Linked DNA regions of Homo sapiens: region 2 is linked to region 1. A link is an interaction called in ENCODE POLR2A ChIA-PET data of the cell type or tissue named here. Cell type or tissue: B cell. All regions are shown on one strand. Each heading gives the region's core, and the rest is flanking DNA. Links, peaks and the distances in the headings are about the cores only.

Region 1 (4,399 bases), core at 330-4,329:
TGTTAAAGTGAACTAGAAAGGTTCCAAATGGAAGTAGTCTAATACTTAAAGTATTATAATTGCAAATCTAGATGTTCCTCAACATTTCTGTGTAAATCTAGTGATATTTTTTCCCGTATTTTAAATCAACTAAGGAAGCTTCTAAATTTCTTAGTGAACCTTTACCAAAAATCTTACCCTAAGCAAATGAGTCACTCTATACATCAATATTACCACTCTTCAGTAGGCAAGAACTAGAAAACAAAATTATACGGGTGTGTGTGTGTGTGTGTTTAAAATAAGGTCTTCTGACAAAAGAATTATTTCCTATTTCTAAAATCTGACTAGCTTGACCAATGATCATCAGTTGAGCTATTAACATTGCTGGTTCCATGCATGTTGTGTTTAACTGCTTTCAAAATACTACTCTACAATTTGGCACTGAAAAGTTATTAAGTATGCAGAAAGGCACAAAAAAAATCTGTATTAGCAAGTTAAGTATTAATTATTGCTAGTAATAACGCCAATTCTATGTTTTCTTGCAAAGCAACAGTAAAGTGATGACTTATGGGATATGAGAACAGCCACAAGTAGATGAAGCTGTATTATGTTTTGTTACTGAGACACATGCAGAAGGACAGCCTATCATATGCCACGCAATACAAATAAAGGTAGAAGAAACTGCCATATCCCTGAGAACAGATAAGATTTCAAAGCAATGAATGGCTGGTGTGACCAAGTACAGACAGCATGAGGTTACTGCTTCCTTCCTATTGTACCCTAAAATAGTGTTGTGTCTTCTATTAATAGCAACTCAAATTCAATGAAATAAAATTTTAAAAATCAGAACACTTCATTCCCAGTCTTCCCTACTTTAGGACTGTATCACAAATCACTCAATTATTAGTTAGAAACCTGGAGATCGTCCTTGACTTATCCCTTTCCTCACTTATCTACTCTAACTCCAATACACATACAGAATAAGAACACTTCTCAGTATTATCTCTATTACAACCATCATCCAAGGCACTGTATCTGTCACCTGTACACTGTAACAACCTAACCCTCCCTCTTGCATTCCCCACACCCCACCCACCATCCAATATTCACACAATAGCAAAAGCAAGGGTTCTCAACCTTGCCACTAGTGACATTTTGGGCCAATAGTTGTTTACTGTTCTGTGCATTACAGAAGGTTTAGCAGCATCCCTGATCTCTATCCACTGATGCCAGTAGCATACACCATCATCCCCAGGTCTCTATCCACTGATGTCAGTAGCATACACCATAATCCCTAGGTTTCTATCCACTGATGCCAGCAGCATAAACCATTATTCCCAGTTGTGACAATCAAAAATCTAGACATTGCCAAATGTCCCCTGGGAAGCAAAATCGCCCTCAGTTGAGAACCACTAAGCTAGAAGAATATGTTTTGTTTTGAGACAGTCTTGTTCTGTCACCTGGGCTGGAGTGCAGCAGCACAATCTCGGCTCACTGCAACCTCTGCCTCCCAGGTTCAAGTGATTCTCCTGCCTCAGTCTCCCAAGTAGCTGGGATCACAGGTGTGCGCCACCTTGCCTAGCTAATTTTCGTATTTTTAGTAGAGATGGGGTTTTGCCATGTTGACCAGGCTGGTCTCAAAGTCCTGGCCTCAAGCCATCAATCTGTCTTGGCCTCCAAAAGTGCTGGGATTACAGGTATGAGCCACTGCACCCGTCCTAGAAGAATGTTTTTTAAACATTCCTCTTCTTAAAACTCTCTAACAGCTTCTCATTTCACTTATAATAAAATCTATGAGTCCTAACTATCCCAAATACACCCTACATAATCCAGACTCTGCTTACCTCTCTAACCTCATGCAACACCACTGTACTCTTCCTGCATTATGTTCCCTCTAGTCACTATGGCCTTCTCTGAATTCCTAGAGCCATTTCTGCTAAAAAGATTTATCCTTGCTCTTCCCTGTATCTGGACCATTCTTGCCTAGGTTCTGTACACATCCTCAGCTTAAATTTCACACCCTCAGAGATGCCTTTCCTGGCCTTTTTTAATGTTAAGTACCTCATTATTATCCATCATAACACCTCATTTATTCCCTTCATAGACAGCATTCATCATAATATATGATTATTTTGTTTACATGATACTGTCTCTCATGTAAGAATAAATACCATCTGCCTTCTTTTCCAGTATATAAATGAAATGAAAAATGTATAACTTGGACAGCCTTAAGTAATAGGCGAGCTGGCAGCAGTGATAATCCCAGCACCACCCCAATCTCATTCCCCATCTATGTTTATGATCATTTCCCCTTGAAGTGAAGGGGAGGGGAGGAGAGAGAAGAAAAAGAGCCTAACAAAGCCCTCATCTGTAAAAACATCTTTGCCATATTCTCTGAAGGGTTATATGTGAAGAAAATGGCATGTAATGAATCTAAAGCACTTGAAAGCCTTAATAAAAAGCTTGTATTCAATAAATGATGGCTATGTATTTAAAGCACCAAAAATAATGCCTATAACAGATACTTGAGAAATGACAGTTCTCTCGCCCCTTTAATCTACCACCAGGTTGGCCTGAATATAGTTAAGGATGGAACTCTGTCTCTGAGAGATACTTTCCCCCTTTTGGGTCTCTAGGAACACAACATGCTAGGTGTAACAGGTTAGTTATTCAAATATGTTCTCTAGGGAAAGCGAAATATCCATTAACCAAAGCCAACTCATCACAAAATGACCTGAGAATTACATTTTGTTTCAGTAAGGAAAATAATCATATTATTATTAAATTTTAGAACCTAACTTTAACCTTTGGGAGGAAAAACATCTAGATTATTAACAATATCGGTGTTGGTTATTTAAAAATACCCACCATGGCCGGGAGCGGTGGCTCATGCCTGTAATCCTAGCACTTTGGGAGGCTGAGACGGGTAGATCACCTGAGGTCAAGAGTTTGAGACCAGCCTGGCCAACCTGGTGAAACCCCATCTCTACTAAAAATACAAAAAATTAGCCAGGTGTGGTGGTGGGCAGCTGTAATCCCAGTTACTCGGGAGGCTGAGACAGGGGAGCTGCTTGAACCTGGGAGGCGGAGGTTGCAGTAAGCCGAGGTTGCGCCATGCACTCCAGCCTGGGCAACAAGTGCGAAAGCCCATTTCAAAAAAAAAATCAAAAACAAAAAAACACCACACTGAATACAAGTTTACTTACACTAAATAGTAAATTGAGTCCATGATTAGAATCAAGTAACAAAGGGGAAATAAACTATAAAGTACCACAATACTTTTAGTTAATAATTAGAACAAAATTATTTATCTTAAATTCCTTTTAATGTCTTGTTTCTGAAAGCAGCATGTAAATGCATTTGTGGGTATGGGGAAAATGATAAAGAAGTATAAAGGGAGCATAAAGGAAGCCAGACTGCCAGAGTCTGAATCCCAGATCTTCTAATTACTACCTATATAACCTTTGGAAAGTCAACTAACTTCTCCGTGCCTCAGTTTTTTCATCTGTAAAGAGACTTAGCCCTACCCACCACATGGGGCTATTGTAGGGATTACATGAGTCAATATATACAATATGCTAAGAACAGTAGTTGGCATCTAACACATACTGTTAACTATTATTATATAATGTTATTATGTTCCTGTTAACTATTACTATATTACTTTCTCTTTCTGCATCATTGTGGTTAACAACTACCACACTGGATAGCACAAACAAAAAAATTTCCATCACTGCAGAAAGTTACATTAAACAGCACTATATCAAACTATAGGATAGTTAAAATGCCTGGTGAGATGATGCATATAATCCTCTTCCCTAATTTATTAGGAAGTGCTTAGTAAAAAGCACTCCTAAACCCTAAGTGTTTTTTAATCTAATACTTTGACATGTAACAACAAAGAACTTAGGTTTCATTTCTATTTAACAAAACAAATAAAGGAGGGATGGGAAAGAGAGACAGTCTCTTCTGTAAAGATTCTTTTGTTTTTTTTGAGACAGGATTTCACTCCTATTGCCCAGGCGAGAGTGAAAGGCACGATCTTGGCTCACCGCAGCCTCTGCCTCCCTGGCTCAAGGGATTCTCCTGACTCAGCTTCCAGAGTGGCTGGGACCACATATGCATGCCATCGTGCCTAGCTAATTTGCGTGTGTGTGGTTTTTTTGTTTTTGTTTTTGTTTTTTTGAGACAGGGTTTCACCATGTTGCCCAGGCTGGTCTCAAACTCCTGAGGTCAAGTGATCTGCCAGCCTCAGCCTCCCAAAGTGTTGGGATTACAAGAGTGAGCCACCACGCTCAGCCTAGACAAAGGGATTTATGAATTTAAAATTTCCTGTCTACCCTACATCAAGCTATCCACTAAACTCTCCCTCTTTGTGAATGGTACCATGCTTATAAGAGAATTAATTATATTCAAATAC
Region 2 (4,399 bases), core at 149-4,148, 120 kb after region 1:
ACACCAAAACTAGATTCCGGAATGTAACAAACTTATCATTCCTCAGACTCTCAAAGTAAATTTTTTTCTCAAGAATAACAAGCTCATGGATAGAATGAAGGATTTCATATCCTACTAATTTTTGAGTCAGATATCAGTTCCCTACTGGCCAATAATGTGAATATAAATATCAGAGTCCAGCCGGACATGGTGGCTCATGCCTGTAATCCCAGCACTTTGGGAGGCCGAGGTGGGTGAATCACCTGAGGTCGGGAGTTCGAGACCAGCCTGACTAACATGGAGAAACCCCGTCTCTACTAAAAATATAAAAAAATTAGCCGGGCGTGGTGGCGCATGCCTGTAATCTCAGCTACTCAGGAGGCTGAGGCAGGAGAATTGCTTGAACCCAGGAGGCGGAGGTTGCGGTGAGCCGGCAAGGTGCCATTGCACTCCAGCCTGGGCAACAAGAGTGAAACTCCGCCTCAAAATAAATAAATAAATAAATAAATAAATAAATAAATAAATAAATATCAGAGTCCATTCCCAAGGATCCCCAAAATAACATTTTTAGCATAAATACCTAAGAGTCACCATCAGACAGCCATGTCCACAAATCGTGTGGAAAAACCCCAGTTTATATTCAATTGAAAGTCTAAAATTATATCCTTTTTACTCTGAAAAATCTAAAATGTGGAAGAGAATCACTTCTGACTAGTATAAACAAAAAGTAATAAGCAATCATTTTAATACAGGATTTAATAAGTTGTCTTAATATTTCTGATAAATATTCAGATGATTACTTTGAAGTATTTTGAAATAAAGATACTTTCCATATTTCATAAAGCTACTTTTAATATATTAACATTTATTGCTCTTGAGTTCAAAGTATATCTTATTCTAGCCACCAAAACATTTAGAAAATAGAAAAAAAGGTAAAAACTAATTTTTTTATCTCTTATATTTCAGACACTTAATACCCTTACCCCATTCACTGAATCCAATTTCATTGCTATTTCCTTGTTTTGTCCTTTTGAGTGGTTCGGGATCTGCTTCAAATGACAAAGAGATGTGAGTAATAGGGTTCAACGTCTTTCTTATTTTCAGATTTAAAGCTCTTCAATGATGTAGCTCAAAATGAAAGTTCTTTCAATCCAACAACTTTGCAGAGATGCTGATCCCTCTCCCAGGTGAATCCTGGCCAGGCCTTTCTGACAATCCTGGGATACCCTGGGGCCAGTATAGAGTTCAAGGGCAGACCAGACTGGGGGAGGGGTTCCTGAGGGACCTGGAACCAGCATCACCAGCACAGTCAGAATTGCAACCTAGTGGCAAAGATAACTGTGAGAACAATCTCAAAGGTGGGGCCAGGACAGAAATGGTAGAATAAATAGCAGAGCTTGTGATGGTTATTATAGGATGGGACAAAACTCAAGGAGCAGTTGTAGAATGCAGTTCAGGACCAAGTCATTATTTTTGTTTAATCAACTTTTATTAAATGTGCTCTGGGTGCCAGGAACGCAAATATGAATGAGAGCTCTCTTGCCATTATGGAATTCACAAAGGAGACTGTGACTTGGCATGTTCCCTTTAGATGGTGCCTGGATTTGTTGGAGGAGTGGACATGGCAGCTTAAATGAGCCCTCTTGGGCTGTGCACAACCCAGAAATTTCGAGGTGTGCCAGTGTGTCTGTCTAGTATCATTGTGGGAGGATGTAGAGTCATTCTATGATTGTTTCTGACATCTCTGTAGCTCTGAGTCTTCTTAGAAGGAGCACTTTAAAAATCAGAGTTCTGGGCCAGGCATGGTGGCTCATGCCTGTAATCCCAGCACTTTGGGAGGCCAAGGTGGGCGGATCATGAGGTCAGGAGATCAAGACCATCCTGGCTAACACGGTGAAACCCCGTCTCTACTAAAAATACAAAAAATTAGCCAGGTGTGGTGGTGGCCGCCTGTAGTCCCAGCTACTCGGGAGGCTGAGGCAGGAGAATGGCGTGAACCCGGGAGGCGGAGCTTGCAGTGAGCCGAGATCGCGCCACTGCACTCCAGGCTGGGTGACAGTGCGAGACTCTGTCTCAAAAAAAAAAAAAAAAAAAAAAAAAAAAATCAGGGTTCTGGCAGGGTGTGGTAGCTCAGGTGTGTAATCCCAGCACTTAGGGAGGCTGAGGTGGGCAGTTCACTTGAGGCCAGGAGTTCGAGACCAGCTTGGCCAATGTGGCAAAACCCTGTCTCTACTAAAAAAATACAAAAATTAGCCGGGTGTGGTGGCACACACCTATAATCCCAGCTACGTGGGAGGTTGAGGCAGGAGAATCCCTTGAGCCCAGGAGGTGGAGGTTGCAGTGAGCTGAGATTGCTCCATTGCACTCCAGCCTGGGCGACAGAGTGAGACCCTGTTTCAAAAAGGCTGGGCGCAGTGGCTCAAGGCTGTAATCCCAGCACTTTGGGAGGCCAAGGCGGGAGGATCACCTGAGGTCACAAGTTCGAGACCAGCCTGGCCAACATGGCAAAACCCTATCTCTACTTAAAAATAAAAAAATTAGCTGGGCATGGTGACGCACCCCTGTAGTCCCAGCTACTGAGGAAGCTGAGGCAGGAGAATCCCTTGAACCCAGGAGGTGGAGGTTGTGGTGAGCTGAGATTGCCCCACTGCACTCTAACCTGGGTGGCAGAGTGGGACTCTGTCTCAAAACAAAACAAAAAAATCAGAGTTCTGAGTGAATTTTACTACTTACCCTTTGCCCTTAGCCTAGCTGAGCCTAGATGAAGGTTTGAGTAGAAGTGATTGGGAGGTGGACAGGCTGTGCAAGTTATAAGAAAACAAATTTGCTGGCCGGGCACGGAGAGAATCAAGGAGAATTGCTTGAACCCGGGAAGCGGAGGTTGCAGTGAGCCGAGATTTCGCCACTGCACTCCAGCCTGGCGACAGAGTGAGACTCCGTCTCAAAAAGAAGAAAAAAACAGCCAGGCGCGGTGGCTCACACCGGTAATCCCAGCACTTTGGGAGGCCGAGGCGGGCGGATCATGAGGTAAGGAGATCGAGACCATCCTGGCTAACACAGTGAAACCCTGTCTCTACTAAAAATATAAAAAATTAGCTGGGTGTGGTGGCACGCGCCTGTAGTTCCAGCTACTCGGGAGGCTGAGGCAGGAGAATTGCTTGAACCTGGGAGGCAGAGGTTGCAGTGAGCTGAGATTGCGCCACTGTACTCCAGCCTGGGAGACAGAGCGAGACTCCGTCTCAAAAAAAAAAAAAAACAACAAATTTGTTGACTGGGCGTGGTGGCTCACACATGTAATCCCAGCACTTTGGGAGGCCCAGGCTGACTGATTGCATGAGGCCGTGAGTTTGAGACCAGCCTGGCCAACATGGCAAAAATCCTGTCTCTACAGAAAATACAAAAATTAGCTGGGCATGGTGGCTAACACCTGTAGTCCCAGCTACTCGTGAGGCTGAGGCACGAATTGCTTGAACCTGGGAGGTGGAAGTTGTAGTGAGCAGAGATTGGGCCACTGCACTCCAGCCTGGGCGACAGCAAGACTCTCTGTCTCAAAAAAAAAAAAAAAAAAAAAAAAAGAAAACAAGACAAAACATTCTTTCATGTACATTCAATGGAAAAACTTCAAAATTGTTATCTGTTTATTTTCACATATGTGGCATTTCCTGTGATTGTTATGAACCTAATCCTGTATAAGGGTAGTTTGTCATCCCATTTGCCTTTCAGCTTTCAGAGAGCTGAAGTTAATGTGTTCAAAGCCCTTGTTGGTTCCATATTAACTAGCCATTAAAAGTGATATTATGTAATTTTTAATGACATGGAAATGTTTACAATGTATTGTAAAATGGGGAAGTTATAAAATAGGATATAATGTTTGATATCATTTTTGTAAGAAAAATCTTACTGGAAGGGTCTGTAGTTGTCTCTGAATGGTAGGATTATGAGTGATTTTTATTTTCTTTGTTTTCCCACATTTCTAAATGTTCTATAATGAACATATATTGCTTTTGTAATAGGAATAAACAAAATGTTATTTATTTAGAGATCTGATGGTGGTAAATAAGCTCTTGGGTGAGAAGTTTATTCTGAGCAAGCTCAGATATGGAACCACTGGGAATTTCCTGATGTGGAATCACTGTGGATTTGCTGGTGATGGGACTTACTTGACTGGGCCAAAATGTGAGGCATGCACTGGGAAACTAGCAGGAAACTAGCACTTGAAACTCAGCCTGAAGATGCTGAAAGACATGTATTTCCAGCACCCTTTAGAATTGATTGAGAATAGTTTAATTCTCTAGTGGTTTAAAGCAGATACAAATTACTTAAGGAACAGCTGCAGTTATGCCCTAAAAATTTAATTTTTTTTTTTTTGAGACAGAGTCTCGCTCTGTCGCCAGGCTGGAGTCAGTGGCGCGATCTCGGC

The links. Peaks named below come from ENCODE experiments on the same cell type or tissue, not always from the same donor. Only the 100,000 strongest peaks of a DNase experiment are listed, where the experiment ranks them.
Region 2: POLR2A ChIA-PET joins it to region 1 with 7 read pairs; 2 of 35 experiments call an interaction of 5 or more read pairs at or near these places.

What each region holds. Positions count from the first base shown.
Region 1 is chr3:136,725,026-136,729,424 of GRCh38, forward strand. All of the region lies in intron 1 of STAG1 (STAG1 cohesin complex component), which reads right to left. Among named protein-coding and RNA genes, the nearest start is that of STAG1, 25 kb to the right of the region's middle. In B cell, for the core only: no CTCF peak of the experiment used is centred there; no DNase peak of the experiment used is centred there; H3K27ac peaks cover 615 bases.
Region 2 is chr3:136,841,269-136,845,667 of GRCh38, forward strand. The region is part of intron 1 of SLC35G2 (solute carrier family 35 member G2); the gene reads left to right. It overlaps NCK1-DT (NCK1 divergent transcript), which reads right to left. Exons shown (of 3, transcript NR_110177.1): 3 at 708-1,301. Among named protein-coding and RNA genes, the nearest start is that of NCK1-DT, 19 kb to the right of the region's middle. In B cell, for the core only: no CTCF peak of the experiment used is centred there; no DNase peak of the experiment used is centred there.